Regions from separate parts of the Homo sapiens genome. Here regions 1 and 2 are each linked to region 3. The links are chromatin contacts, found by Hi-C or POLR2A ChIA-PET in ENCODE. All regions are on one chromosome and are shown on one strand. The core of a region is the stretch at or near the end of the contact, and the rest is flanking DNA. Distances in the headings are between cores, read along the strand shown. Region 1 holds the start of WAPL (WAPL cohesin release factor). Region 2 holds the start of GLUD1 (glutamate dehydrogenase 1). Region 3 holds the start of IFIT5 (interferon induced protein with tetratricopeptide repeats 5).

Region 1 (4,197 bases), core at 1,314-3,813, 2.9 Mb after region 3:
ACAGCCTGCAGGGCCAGGAGTCTGAACTCCCTCCAGGAGGGGCCCGAGGGGTGTCTTTAGTGTGAGCCACACAAGGGTACAGAGCCCAGAAGAGCTCTGCTTAATATTCATATACTAAGCTTCCACAGACTAAATACACACACACACACACACACACACACACACTCACACACACTTTACTTCTCAAATCATGTACCACTTTCTACCAGATTCAAGAACACCAAGAAGTACTAAAGGGTATCCAACCGTCAAGAAAAAGTTTGACTCCCTCATTAGTTGTAACATACAAGTCTTCCCATTTCCTTACTTGTAAGATAGAGTAATGGACTGGGAAGCAGACAAGGCCCCTGAACAGCCTAGCATCTTACCTGATGCATAGGAGGTTCTTAATCATCTCCCTTCCTCTCCCTCATCCTAACGAAAAATACTAGATTGCTGTCAAATGCTATGGGTATACTTTAAATCAGTGCTTGTCAAACTTTAATGTGCAGCCCAATCAGCTGGGGGAATCCTGTTAAAATGCAGGTTCTGATTCAGTGGAGCTGGGGTGAGGGATAGGAATTATGCGTTCCTTACAGGCTTCCAGGTGATGCTACACTGCTGATTGGGGATCATTCTTTGAGTGGCAAGAATTTGACACTACTAAGTTTCATTACTTAACACAACCATCACATAAAAGCCCTCAAAAGGCACCAGTCTAAACAATAAGCCCTTCCACTTCAGCCTCATGCAGGCACTGACCCTGCCAAGTGTCCAGCACTAGAGAGGCCAGGCATAATAGACATATCCTTTGGTCTTGGGAGGATCACGACACCCTCCTACAGGAAGATCTTGCAATTGTTTCCTCACCTCTTCTGGTTTTTTGATCTTACCTTTTGCCTCTGATGATAATTACCCTTTAATTACCACCCACCACCTTGTCATCTAAATAATTATAGTAAGTGCAGCCTGCACCTCTGCCAGAAGATCTTTAAACAAAATGATAAAAACAAGTTCCTAAACTGCCAATTAAAAAAAGAGACAAAACTGACCCAAATAAAACAGTCATGTGCATCCCACCCACAGTGGAAGACATGGACTTGTTTTTCATATAAACTACAGAAGAAGTTGATTTATTTTGAAACAAGAAAAAGTACTGATTCAGTATTTAGGAAATTGTAAATGTCAGAATATAAATTCTGCAGTCAGGTAGGCAAAACAATCCAACCACACTAAAATCCACCTTAAATTCCTCTTGGGAAGAGCTGCAGGGTCTCTGAACTATTTTTCCTTTATTTGGAGTTTCCCCGATTATACCGGAGGGAGCTGGATAACTTCTGGGTGCATTAAAAGCAAATTATCCATTTGTGGGAGAAGGGCGGGCTTCTCACTGAAAGCAATTAGTAGTTTTCTAATTTCCCAGGTGGGTCTCCATTAACCGCCTAACAAACACCAAGGCTGTCGGAGTCCGACGAATCATGCACCTCTCTTAGGGGGAACTGGTTGCGCTACTCTTTAGAACGCTGTTTTCCCATGGTAGCCTTAAAAAAAACTTACCAATTTTCTGAATTAGGTAACACATTGAATGGGAAAAACCTAAGATAGCACAAAAAGGCGTACAGCGAAAAATTAAGACTCCTTCCTCCCGTCATCCGCCACCTCACTGTCCTCCCTAGAGGCAATCGCTGGTTCACTTCTTTAAACTTTTTATTATGGAAAATTTCAGATACACAAGTAAAGAGACTGTATGATGAGCACATATGCTCGCATCACGCAGCTTCAACGATGAAAAACGTTCTGCCAGCTTGTTTTATTCCTCTCCCCCAGTTTTCATAGGCGTATTTTACAGTCCTGACACCAGATCACTCTGTCAACACATCAGTAGGTCTTAAAAAAAAAAAAACAAAAAACCATAACCACATTACCGTTACCACACCCAACAAAGTTAATGATAATTGCTCAATACCATCCAATATTCTCGGGGCCACTTTCAATCGGTGAGGGGCAGACGGACTTAGAGGAAGGACTGCAGGGCTGGAGGGGCGCGAAAAAGCGAGGGGCGACGCTGCTCGTGGCCTCGGGTGTCCGGCGCCTCGCGGTCCCCGCCATCGTCACCTACGCCGGGCCAGGACCGACCAGGCCAGGTCGAGGGCGGCTCTTGACCACGCGCCCCCTGCCTCCCAGCTCCCGGGCGGCGGCCTCCGCAGGCCCGGCACAGCTGCACAGCCCGCGGTCCCCAGGCACCGGCGGGTCCCTGGAGGGGAAGCGATTGATACAGCTGCCTGCACTGCGCCACCCGCCCGGCTGCCCATCTCCGTGGCACCTGCGTCTCCCGGCTGGGCCGGGAGCTAGAAGTGGCTGCCGAGACCGGGAGGGCCCGGCCAGTCGCCCGCTCCCGCTCCCGCGCCTGGTCCTCGGCCCGCGACCTCGCGGACCTGGACTACAACTCCCGTCGGGCTCCGCGGCCGGGCCAATGGCGGGCGCCGGAGCATGCGGGGCGCAGCGCCTGCGCGGCGGTTTGAGTAAGCGGCTGCGCGATTGGCTGCGGGGTCGGGCGGCCGCGCGGGGACTGTGGGAAGCGGAGTGACGGAGCGAGCGGCTGTTGGAGGAAGGAGGTGGGGGCCGGGAGCGCAAATGGCGTTGAGATGGTTCAGGGCCCTGTTCAAACTCCAGCACTGACCATTCACCGGCGGAAGCGGCGGCGCAGGAGGCGGCGGCGGCCCAGCGGGGGCACACAGCAGGCTCTGTTACCAGCTCCAGCAGTGGCGGCCAGCGAGAGCTAGGCCTGGGCCCGGCCGGCGGCGCTCGAGGCGGGGAGGGAAGTTGCGGGGCCGCCGCTCCTGCCCCCCCAACCGGGCTTCCTATTTACCGAAAGCAGAGTCCCTCGCCTCTCTCGGCTCTCACCTGCCGGCCCTGCTCTCCCGCGCGAGGGTTCCGCGCCCGCCCGCGGGCCGTAGGGAGCGGGAGAGGCGGAGGCGGCCCGTGGCCAAAGCACCCGCCAGGCTCCGAGGGTAAGTGAGGTGTCGGGCGGCCGCCTAGGCCGGGAGGGAGCCGGGAGGGTGGGGGAGGCAGAGGCTGGGAGCGGGCGGTGGAAGTCTCACTGCCTCGCCCACCGGGCCGCTGAGGAAGTTGGGCAGGGGAATGACCTGAGGAACTCTTTTTTTCCCCTTTTATTTTCCTTTTTCGGAGTTCTTTTTCGGGCGACTGCTGATTGACTTAGCTCCCCAAACCCAGTCAAGTGTGTTGATTTCAGCCCCGAGTCCTTTCCCGTGGTTTCATCCGCCTCTGGCCGCCACTGGGGCCTTGCACTGCCTTAAGGATTCGGTGGCAGAGGCTTCCGGGGCGTCGAAAGTGACCTCCCTTTCCTGGGCGGCGCGGGTTGGGAGGAGAAAAGTTGCATTGAGTGTCTAGTCCGAGGGGTCCATCGCGCCCACTGCCCGTGGCGCCCCGGCTGTCCCCAGGTGAGGATTTCTGGTTAGTCAGGTTCGTCCCGTCCGCTTTCCATCTTTAATGGAAGCCCTTAAAGCCTTTGGGGATCGGGAAGACGCTAGATTAGGGTGGGAGTGAAGTATAAAGGCTTTTTGCTTTTTTTTTTTTTTTTTTTTTTTTAAATCACAGCGCACTTCTCTCAAAATTCGACCTGATTTTGGGCTAGGGCAAAAGCCGAACGACCGAAAAGACTTAGTCGTCAATCATTCTTTCCTTTTTAGTTAGGACAGTCTTTGGAGTTTAAAGGTTGAGCAAGATTGTGTACTTGAAACACTTAAAATTTAACTTCAAGGACGTCTGCACACTTATTTTGGAATCTGTAGTGCTTTACGCTTAGATAATGCCATTGCAAAGACATTTTATTGTGGGAAACGATAAAGGCAATCAGGAGGAGATATTATATAATGAACTTCTCTGTACCCATCGCTTGGATTTAGCAGTGACTATTAAACAAATTTATTTCATCTATACACTTCTCATTCCTTAATGTTGGAAAATCGCTGACGTTATTTCATCAGTATTTCACTATGTATTTGTAAAAGACGTGGTCTTTTGGCACAAAATTATTATTATCATTATTATTATTATTTTGAGACGGAGTTTCGCCCTTGTTGCCCAGGCTGGAGTGCAGTGGCGCGATCTCAGCTCACCGCAACCTCCGCCTCCCAGGTTCAATTGATTCTCCTGCCCCAGCCTCCGGAGTAGCTGGGATTACAGGCATGCGCCACC
Region 2 (4,285 bases), core at 693-3,192, 2.3 Mb after region 3:
ATTTTACACAATATTTCGAGAACTAAGAACTTTCTCTTCCATATTCTAAAAGATGAATAACATGAACATATCGGGAAGCACCATCGTTTTGCAGGTCCAATGGGTGTCATTTTAAAACCACCCAAGTACACTGAGACCGCTAACGCTAGTAATGTGGTGTTTGGCAGCTAGTTTTAATGACTGTCATTAGAGCTTTATTTTTTATTTTCTTTTTATAGAGACGAGCCCAGGCTGGTCTTGAACTCCTGGCCTCAAGCGATCAGCCTGCTTTGGCCCCCAAAGTGCTGGGATTACAGGCGTGAGCCACCGTGCCAGCCTCGTTAGTTTGAAAAGCACCAAAAGCTATCCATAGGAATGTGAACTTTAGCATTTCCTATCAAGTATGTATAAATACATAACTGAACCCTCATACAGCATAAAGCTTATAAATCATATACTGAGGCCAGGCGCGGTGGCTCACGTCTGTAATCCCAGCATTCTGGGAGGCCTAGGCGGGCGGATCACTTGAGGTCAGGCGTTGGAGACCAGCCTGGCCAGCACAGCGAAACCCCGTCTCTACTAAAAATGCAAAAATTAGCCGGGCGTGGTGGCGCGGGCCTGTAATCCCAGCTACCCCGAGGCTGAGGCAGGAGAATCGCTAGAACGAACCCAGGGAGGTGGAAGCTGCAGTGAGCCGAGATGGTGCCACTACACTCCCGCCTGGGCGACAGAGCAAGATTCCATCTCAAATAAATAAATAAAATAAAAAATAAATCATATACTGAACCATTTAACAAATACATATATTCCTGAGAAAGAATTTCCTGGGGGCATTATCGCATTTCTAGTTTCCTTATTTTAGACTATTTCAGAGGGAGATAGGGTCTCCCTCTGTTGCCCAGGCTGGGGTGCAGTGGAGCTATCGTAGCTCACTGCAGCCTCGAACTCCTGGGCTCAAGCCATCCTCCAGCCTCGACCTCCCAAAGTGCTAGGACTAAAGGCGTGAGCCACCGCGCCGGGCCGGAGCCTCTGTCTGCAAAGGTGAAGCAGTCAGTACTGTGGGGCGACACAACCACGACGTGCGTAACTATGCGATCTCCACACTGCGGAGCAGTTGAACGGGACAATAAAAGCTCGCGTGGTGAGAGCTTGTGGGCGAGTGACTCCCTTCCAGCTCACGCCAGCCACGCATAATCCAACTCCGGGTGCCACGCCGCTCTCTGCAGCCCTGGCTGGTGACGCCGAGCCCTCAGCCCGGCCTTACGCGGCGGCGGCTCTGCCTCGCTTTCCTGCCCACGTGTCAGCCCCTGCACGCCCGGCCCCGGCCTGAGGCCGCCAGAGGACAGGCCAGGGTGGGCCGCCCGTTCCGAGGGCGCGCGGGCGGAAAGGAGGGGCGCCCGTGACTCACATGACCCGGTCCCCGACCAGACCGCCAAGCCTCACCCACGCGGCGCTCGGGGGGACTCGGCCTCTGAGCGCCCTACAGAGGCCAGCCCCCGACCCCGACCTCCCTGGGCTACCCCCAACCCCCCTGAGGGACCCCCGCGGCGCACATACCTGAGAGCCCCGCCGGAGGCGGGTGCGGCCTCCGGGCAAATCCGGCCGCCCGTGGGCCCGCCCCGACCCGCCCCGACCCGCCCCGACCTTCCCCTCCCTGCCCCTCCCGTCCGTTCCCCTCCACTCTCCTCCCCGCCCTTCCTCTCCCCTCCCCTCCCTTCCCCACTGGCGCGCGAGCGTGCGCGCCGAGCCCGCCCGCGCCTGCGCGCCCCCGACGCCCCGCCGGCGCGCGCTGCCGCCAGCGAGGCCCGGGGAGGCCGCGGCGGAGGCGGAGGCCCGGCGCCCTGGGCGGCGCCCTGTCCCCGAAGTCCGTCCTCCCCGTTAGGTGGCGAGCGCCCGAGGGGAGGGGACAGCCGGGCAAGCAGGAAGCTGCGGCTTAAAAGGGCAACCCGCGCGGGACCCTTCCTCCCTAGTCGCGGGGAGTCTGAGAAAGCGCGCCTGTTTCGCGACCATCACGCACCTCCCCTCCGCTTGTGGCCATGTACCGCTACCTGGGCGAAGCGCTGTTGCTGTCCCGGGCCGGGCCCGCTGCCCTGGGCTCGGCGTCCGCCGACTCGGCCGCGTTGCTGGGCTGGGCCCGGGGACAGCCCGCCGCCGCCCCGCAGCCGGGGCTGGCATTGGCCGCCCGGCGCCACTACAGCGAGGCGGTGGCCGACCGCGAGGACGACCCCAACTTCTTCAAGATGGTGGAGGGCTTCTTCGATCGCGGCGCCAGCATCGTGGAGGACAAGCTGGTGGAGGACCTGAGGACCCGGGAGAGCGAGGAGCAGAAGCGGAACCGGGTGCGCGGCATCCTGCGGATCATCAAGCCCTGCAACCATGTGCTGAGTCTCTCCTTCCCCATCCGGCGCGACGACGGCTCCTGGGAGGTCATCGAAGGCTACCGGGCCCAGCACAGCCAGCACCGCACGCCCTGCAAGGGAGGTGAGCGTCGGCCGGGCCCCGTCCCGCCCTCCCTGCCTCCCCTGCGGCCCTCCCCTCCGGCCTCCTGCCGGTGCGGGGCCGCTGCTCAGCCCAGCCCAGCCCAGCTGGAGCGGGCCGGGTCCCCGCCCGGGTCACCCCGCCTCGGATGTGGCCGGCTCTGTGGATGGTGATTTTTCCGCCTTAAAATCATCATGCGATTGGCCTGCCCCCTCCCCCGCGCCGTCACCCCGGGCCTCTGTATATGCTGATCTTGCATGCAGAGTAGACGCTGCACCGGTCTCCTTTTGGTCCCGGTGTCTGTGTCACACACGGCGGGTCCTGCCGAAATGCACTTCTAGGAAAGGGAATGACCTGCCCGTGTGATAATGCCTCGTCAGTGTTCTTGGGCTTTTGTGAGTCTCCCCTAAATGCAAGCTGTCAAATTATTTTCTGGTATTTGTTCACTCCTGTTCCAATAGTGACAGATGATATCCGAACATAGAAAATGACTTGGCTTCTAAGTTTGAAATCTAGACAGTTTTATTAACCAAAGGAATTTACTAATCACGCGTTAATCGTTTCAATTAAGTAATTTTCCCATTCTGACAAGTTCTGTTTTATACCAAAAAAAAGGAAAAACACAAAAAAATCACAAGCAATGTAATATCTCTGACAAATAAACACCTGGCGTCCTGACAGTAAATTTACAGGTTGTAGGCTGCGGATGGCCAGCCAGCCAATGGAATGAAATAGCTCTGGGGGTGTGTACTGGTCCTGGCTAGCCCTGAATTTGAGCTTCAGGAAAAATATAGTACGTGAAGAAAGGGGTCAGATAATGTTTGGTAGTCACTGGGTTATCCTGTGGTTTAAATCATTTAATGTCTGTAGATTTGGCCTCTGTAGTCAGATTGCTTTCTTCGAGCAAATAAGAGCTTTTTTCCCCCCAATACATTGCATCATACCTCTTTAGTAACATAAAATGGAAAGGACAAACCACTTTTGTCTACTGTAAAAAAGAAAAATTATATGGAATAAAGAGCCCAGGGAGGCGAGGAGTCTTGTTGGAGGTGGATTGGCTGAGAAGCACAGAGGATGTTGGGCTAGACCCATGTCTCAGTAAACCTGGTTCTGTGGTCTTTCAGTTATGCCCGCTGACTTATGAGGATTTTTAGAAATCCTCTCTGTACCGGAAAAAACTTGAGCGGTGCTGGTGTTCCCAGCAGGGGGGACAAAGGTTGTTTTTAAAGATTTACTAAATTTGCATTGACCCCGCCCACTTCTAGGACTTAACTTTGGAGCTTAATTATCCCCTAGCTCTGGTTGCCTCAGCCAAAACCAATGTTTGAACCACTTTGACCTCTGATTTCCTTTCTAGCTTCAAAATTGTATAAAATGTACACACCGTCAGTCTCCTACATTTGCCTGCCTTCTTCCTACCACTCCCTTATTATCCAAACCAGGAAAACAAGTTCAGACTCCAAAGAAAGGCAAATAAGGATGTTGGAGGAAGTTCAGGCAATGTTTAGCAAATATTGAGTTGCATCGTTTTCTTAAAACGGACATCAAGTTTATTTTTTACTATCTTGCTGGCAGCATTTGCCAGTCCTTTAAAAGGTGTACAGATAAATCAGTGTATGTGGTTTTCTGCAGGATGATTTGGTCTCTGAAATCCTTTTTCTTCGATTCTTCAGATGCCCAGCTCTCTCCTGTTTTTATAAGTCGCAGCTCCGCAAACTCACTGAAGCAACTCGTTTACCATAGTTTGTGAGTCCTCTTTCTCTTGTTGCCACAGCAGTTTTAATGCCAAAATATTGAACCTAGCAACAAATTGGGTCAGCCATACCAA
Region 3 (4,050 bases), core at 386-2,885:
GCCTGTAATCCCAGCACTTTGGGAGGCTGAGGCGGGTGGACCACGAGGTCAGGAATTCGAGACCAGCCCGGTCAACATGGTGAAACCCGCGTCTCTACTAAAGATACAAAAAATTAGCCAGGCGTGGTGGCACACGCCTGTAATCCCAGCTACACGGGAAGCTGAGGCAGGGGAATGGCTTGAACCCGGGAGGCGGAGGTTGCAGTGAGCCGAGATGGAGCCATTACACTACAGCCTGGGTGACAGGGCGAGACTCCGTCTCAAAAATAAAGTTAGATGTGTGGGTGGCACTTAAACTTTTTTTTTAAACTTATAATGGGAATAATTAACATTTATTGTGCAAGTATTATGTGCTAAGCAGTCAACTGATAGGATTTATTACTGTCCTTTTCCACAGTCCCAAGAGATGGACACCATTAATTTTTACAAATAAGGAACAGACTCACAGAGTTTGAGAAACTTTGGGATCACTCAACTAGTAGGAGTTCAGTCCGGATTTAGAACAAGGGACTATCTGCTTTTAGAGCCCAAGACCTTAACATCTCATTCCTCAACTCATTAAATGCGGAAGGTTCACTAACCACGTGCAGGGCGGGGTGCTAGCCCCTGGGGATACAAAATGATCAAGAAAAGGACGCCATCATACTAAATCAGTAAAGGAAACAGATAAAGAAATCCTCATAAAACAGCGGATTGGGTGGGACGATAACAATCTGTGCTTGGTACAGAGGTAGCTCCTGGGAAGGGAAGAACTCAGACCCAGAAATCAGAAACGCAAACTGGCAGTGGCAGGCGAACCTGACGCCTGCAGGGCTGCGGCGAAACCGCGTATGCCACACCGAGGGAATGGCAGCTGGAAAGAGAGGCACGCGACAGGCCTAAGGAGACCCGTGGCACGTAGCAGCTGCCCCCGGAACAGCGCCTGGGGGCTCTGCAGGCGCTGACCAGTTTCCCGGAGGCGGCGGCCGCGGACCCAGCACGGTCACCGTCGCCGCTGCCGAGAAGAGCCGTCGGGTCGCGATGGGTGGACAGGCCTTCCGGGGGAGCGTCGCCCGGCACATACCCTGACAGTCCCGACCGCAGACGCCAGGGATGGGACAGGCTCCCGGGGAGCATCTCCTGTTCCTCCTCCCTGACCGGCCTTCTTAGGCGCTGGGGAGGGGCCGGACTCCCGAGAAGCGTCCACTCGGCCACCCTCCCCGGCAGGCCCGACTTCAGACGCCGCGCGCCGGGACAGAGCGCCCGGGGAGGGTCCCCAACGCAGATGCCCGGTTGCTGGGCGCGAGGGGCTCGGCCCCTGAAAAGGCCGCAGAACTGCGCTGGAAATGAATAAAAGCAGCCCGGTTTGAAACCAAGGCCGACGCAGGGCTTGGGAGGAGAGGCAAAGGAAAACCCTTACCTCATGATGGCAGCGCTCTGCAGGCCGTCCGGGCGGCGCAGTCCCTCGGATCGCTCTCTCCTCAGCACCGGGGACCGCGGGAAGCCGCGCGGTGGGCGTGCGCGTGCGCGTGCGCGCGCCAGGCCTCTGCAGCCCCTGGACTCGGCCGCGCGGCGTGTCTTTGTTAAAGGAGAGACCCCAGCCCCAGCAAGAACAGGAAACTGGAGATTGAATCAGATGCCGAGCGCTCAGAAACTGAAACTTAAGAAATCGAAACTAAACGTAAGCTTCAGAAACCGAAACTTAATAGAAGAGCTCAAGAGCCGCGGCCAGACGTTTGCGGAGTCCAGGGTCTTTCGGAGTTGAATTTGCAGCTGGGCTCCTTCACTTTGGTCTCGGCTTTTATCTGCCTCCCTGAGTACGCTGAGTTCGCATGCTGCCCGTGTAACTGTTTGTTTGTTTGTTTGTTTGTTTGAGATAGCGTCTCACTGTGTCACCCAGTCGTGATCTCAAGGGATGCGCCCGCCTCTGCCTCCCAAGGTGCTGGGATTACAGGCGGAAACTTAAGTCCCTGCTTCCACTCCAGTCTTTTGATTCAACAAGCAACACTGCAATGCTATACATCTATGCTGTTATTTCTGTTGGGTGTAAACTGAGAAATTTGGAGCTAAAATCTATATACATTTTAAGTTTTGACGGATATTGCCAAATAGCTTTAAAAATCCACTCTTACCCACAATTGTAGGAGACTGCTTCTCTTCCATACCTTCGCCAATGGTGCTTTGTAATAAGGACCCAATAAAGACAAGAGTGGTATTGGGGATCTAGGCAGAAAATGTCAAACACCCATACCTTAAACATTTTGTCCCCTTTGAATTCATTCAGCAAATATTGACAAACAACTGTAAGAGCCAGACTTTGTTCAAAGTACTGTCAATATAACAATAAAGAAAACAGACACGGGCCTTACCCTTATTGAGTTAATGTCTGTATTCAAAACCTCAATATCCTGTCCATAATTCATCTTTTGCATTGATTTTGGTTTTTTTTTTTTTTTTGAGACAGGGTCTCACTCTGTCACTCAGGTTGGAGTGCAGTGGTGAGATGACAGCTCACTGCAGCCTCAACCTTCATGGCTCAAGCGATCCTCCCACCTCAGCCTCCTGAGTGGCTGGGACTATATGCGTGCACCACTATGTCGGGCTAATTAATTTATTTTTTGTAGAGGCGGGGTTTTGCCATGTTGCCCAGGCTGGTCTCCAACACCTGGGCACAAATATTTTTCTAAACCTTAAATATTGTTCCGCCCATCGTGGCCTCCCAAAATGCTGGGATTACAGGCATGAGCCACTATGCTTGGCCTGATTTTGAATTTTTAAAAACATATTGCATTGAAATATTGTCTACCTTGATCACTGAGCTTCTGGCACCCCACCCCTCAAAACTTAGTGCCTGAAGCGAGTGCCTCATTTAAAGCAATCACTTCTAACAGTTGTACTGTCTTATACAGAAACTGCTGGTCACCTGTGGCTATTAAGAACCTGATTTTTAATTTAATATAAATTTAAAAACTGATAAGTTAATAGAAAACTTACATTTGGAATAACTTAGGTATACGAATCTGCTTTTTATAAGTTGCAAATTTTATGAACTCTAAATACAGAGCAAGTATTTCCAGTGATTATCCTCAGCAAACTAATGCAGGAACAGAAACCAAACACTGCATGTTCTCACTTGTAAGTGGGAGCTAAATGATGAGAACACACGGACACAGTGGGGAACAACACACACTGGGGCTTGTTGGAGTTGGGGGTGGTGGGAGGGAGAGCATCAAGAAGTATAGCTAAGTGATGCTGAGCTTAATACGTAGGTGATGGTGTGTCCGGAATTGGTTCCTTCCAGTAGGTTTTTGGTCTTGGTGACTTCAAGAATGAAGCTGCGGACTCTCGCTGTGAGTGCTACAGTTGTTAAAGATGGCGTGTCTGGAGTTTGTTCCTTTCGATGTTCAGATGTGTCTGGAGTTTCTTCCTTCTGGTGAGTTCGTGGTCTTGCTGACTTCAGGAGTGCAGCTGCAGACCTTCACAGTGAGTGTTACAGATCTTAAAGGTGGCGCGTCCGGAGTTGTTCGTTCCTCCCGGTGGGTTCGTGGTTTCACTGACTTCAGGAGTAAAGCCGTAGACCTTTGTGGTGAGTGTTACAGCTCATAAAGGCAGTGTGGACCCAAAGAGTGAGCAGCAGCAAGATTCGTTGCGAAGAGCGAAAGAACAAAACTTCCACGACGTGGAAGCAGACCCGAGCAGGTTGCCGCTGCTGGCTGGGGTGGCCTGCTTTTATTCCCTTATTTGGCTCCACCCATATCCTGCTGATTGGTCCATTTTACAGAGAGCTGATTGGTCCACTTTACAAAGTGCTGATTGGTCCATTTTACAGAGTGCTGATTGGTCCATTTTACAGAGTGCTGATTGGTCCATTTTGACAGAGTGCTGATTGGTGCGTTTACAAACTTTTAGCTACACACAGAGTGCTGATTGGTGCGTTTACAATCCTTTAGCTAGACAGAAAAGTTCTCTGAGTCCCCACCTGACCCAGAAGCCCAGCCAGCTTCACCTCTCAATCCCCCCTCTAAACAGGACACCCCAATTGCTGATGGGAATTTGGCTGATGACTGCTCT

Evidence for each region. Hi-C counts contacts between places; a loop is a spot of excess contacts on that map. ChIA-PET counts read pairs that join two places held with the same protein, here RNA polymerase II (POLR2A). Pooled maps may share reads with other maps.
Region 1: a map of CD8-positive, alpha-beta T cell shows a loop between it and region 3 (5-fold over the local background). The contact joins the promoter of WAPL here to the promoter of IFIT5 in region 3. A Hi-C loop is called at or near these places in 2 of 168 maps with a recorded cell type or tissue (CD8-positive, alpha-beta T cell and naive thymus-derived CD4-positive, alpha-beta T cell) and 6 of 50 pooled maps.
Region 2: a map of naive thymus-derived CD4-positive, alpha-beta T cell shows a loop between it and region 3 (5-fold over the local background). The contact joins the promoter of GLUD1 here to the promoter of IFIT5 in region 3. A Hi-C loop is called at or near these places in 1 of 168 maps with a recorded cell type or tissue (naive thymus-derived CD4-positive, alpha-beta T cell) and 6 of 50 pooled maps. POLR2A ChIA-PET finds 5 or more read pairs at or near these places in 1 of 52 experiments (activated T-cell).

The regions. Positions count from the first base shown.
Region 1 is chr10:86,520,158-86,524,354 of GRCh38, reverse strand. WAPL (WAPL cohesin release factor) reads left to right here and starts at 2,563. Exons shown (of 19, transcript NM_015045.5): 1 at 2,563-2,990. WAPL-DT (WAPL divergent transcript) reads right to left here and starts at 2,408. Exons shown (of 2, transcript NR_186498.1): 1 at 1,946-2,408; 2 at 1-1,846. RefSeq lists silencers at 1,950-2,509, 2,650-3,069.
Region 2 is chr10:87,092,500-87,096,784 of GRCh38, reverse strand. It overlaps GLUD1 (glutamate dehydrogenase 1), which reads left to right and starts at 1,942. Exons shown (of 13, transcript NM_005271.5): 1 at 1,942-2,460. The coding sequence starts at 2,016. It overlaps SHLD2 (shieldin complex subunit 2), which reads right to left and starts at 1,579. Exons shown (of 10, transcript NM_001330112.2): 1 at 1,537-1,579. RefSeq lists enhancers at 929-988, 3,393-3,930 and silencers at 1,031-1,288, 1,209-1,908, 2,029-2,168, 2,369-2,708.
Region 3 is chr10:89,412,153-89,416,202 of GRCh38, reverse strand. IFIT5 (interferon induced protein with tetratricopeptide repeats 5) reads right to left here and starts at 1,635. Exons shown (of 2, transcript NM_012420.3): 1 at 1,400-1,635. The coding sequence starts at 1,404. It also overlaps a transcript of LIPA not described here. RefSeq lists enhancers at 589-658, 759-858, 1,469-1,778.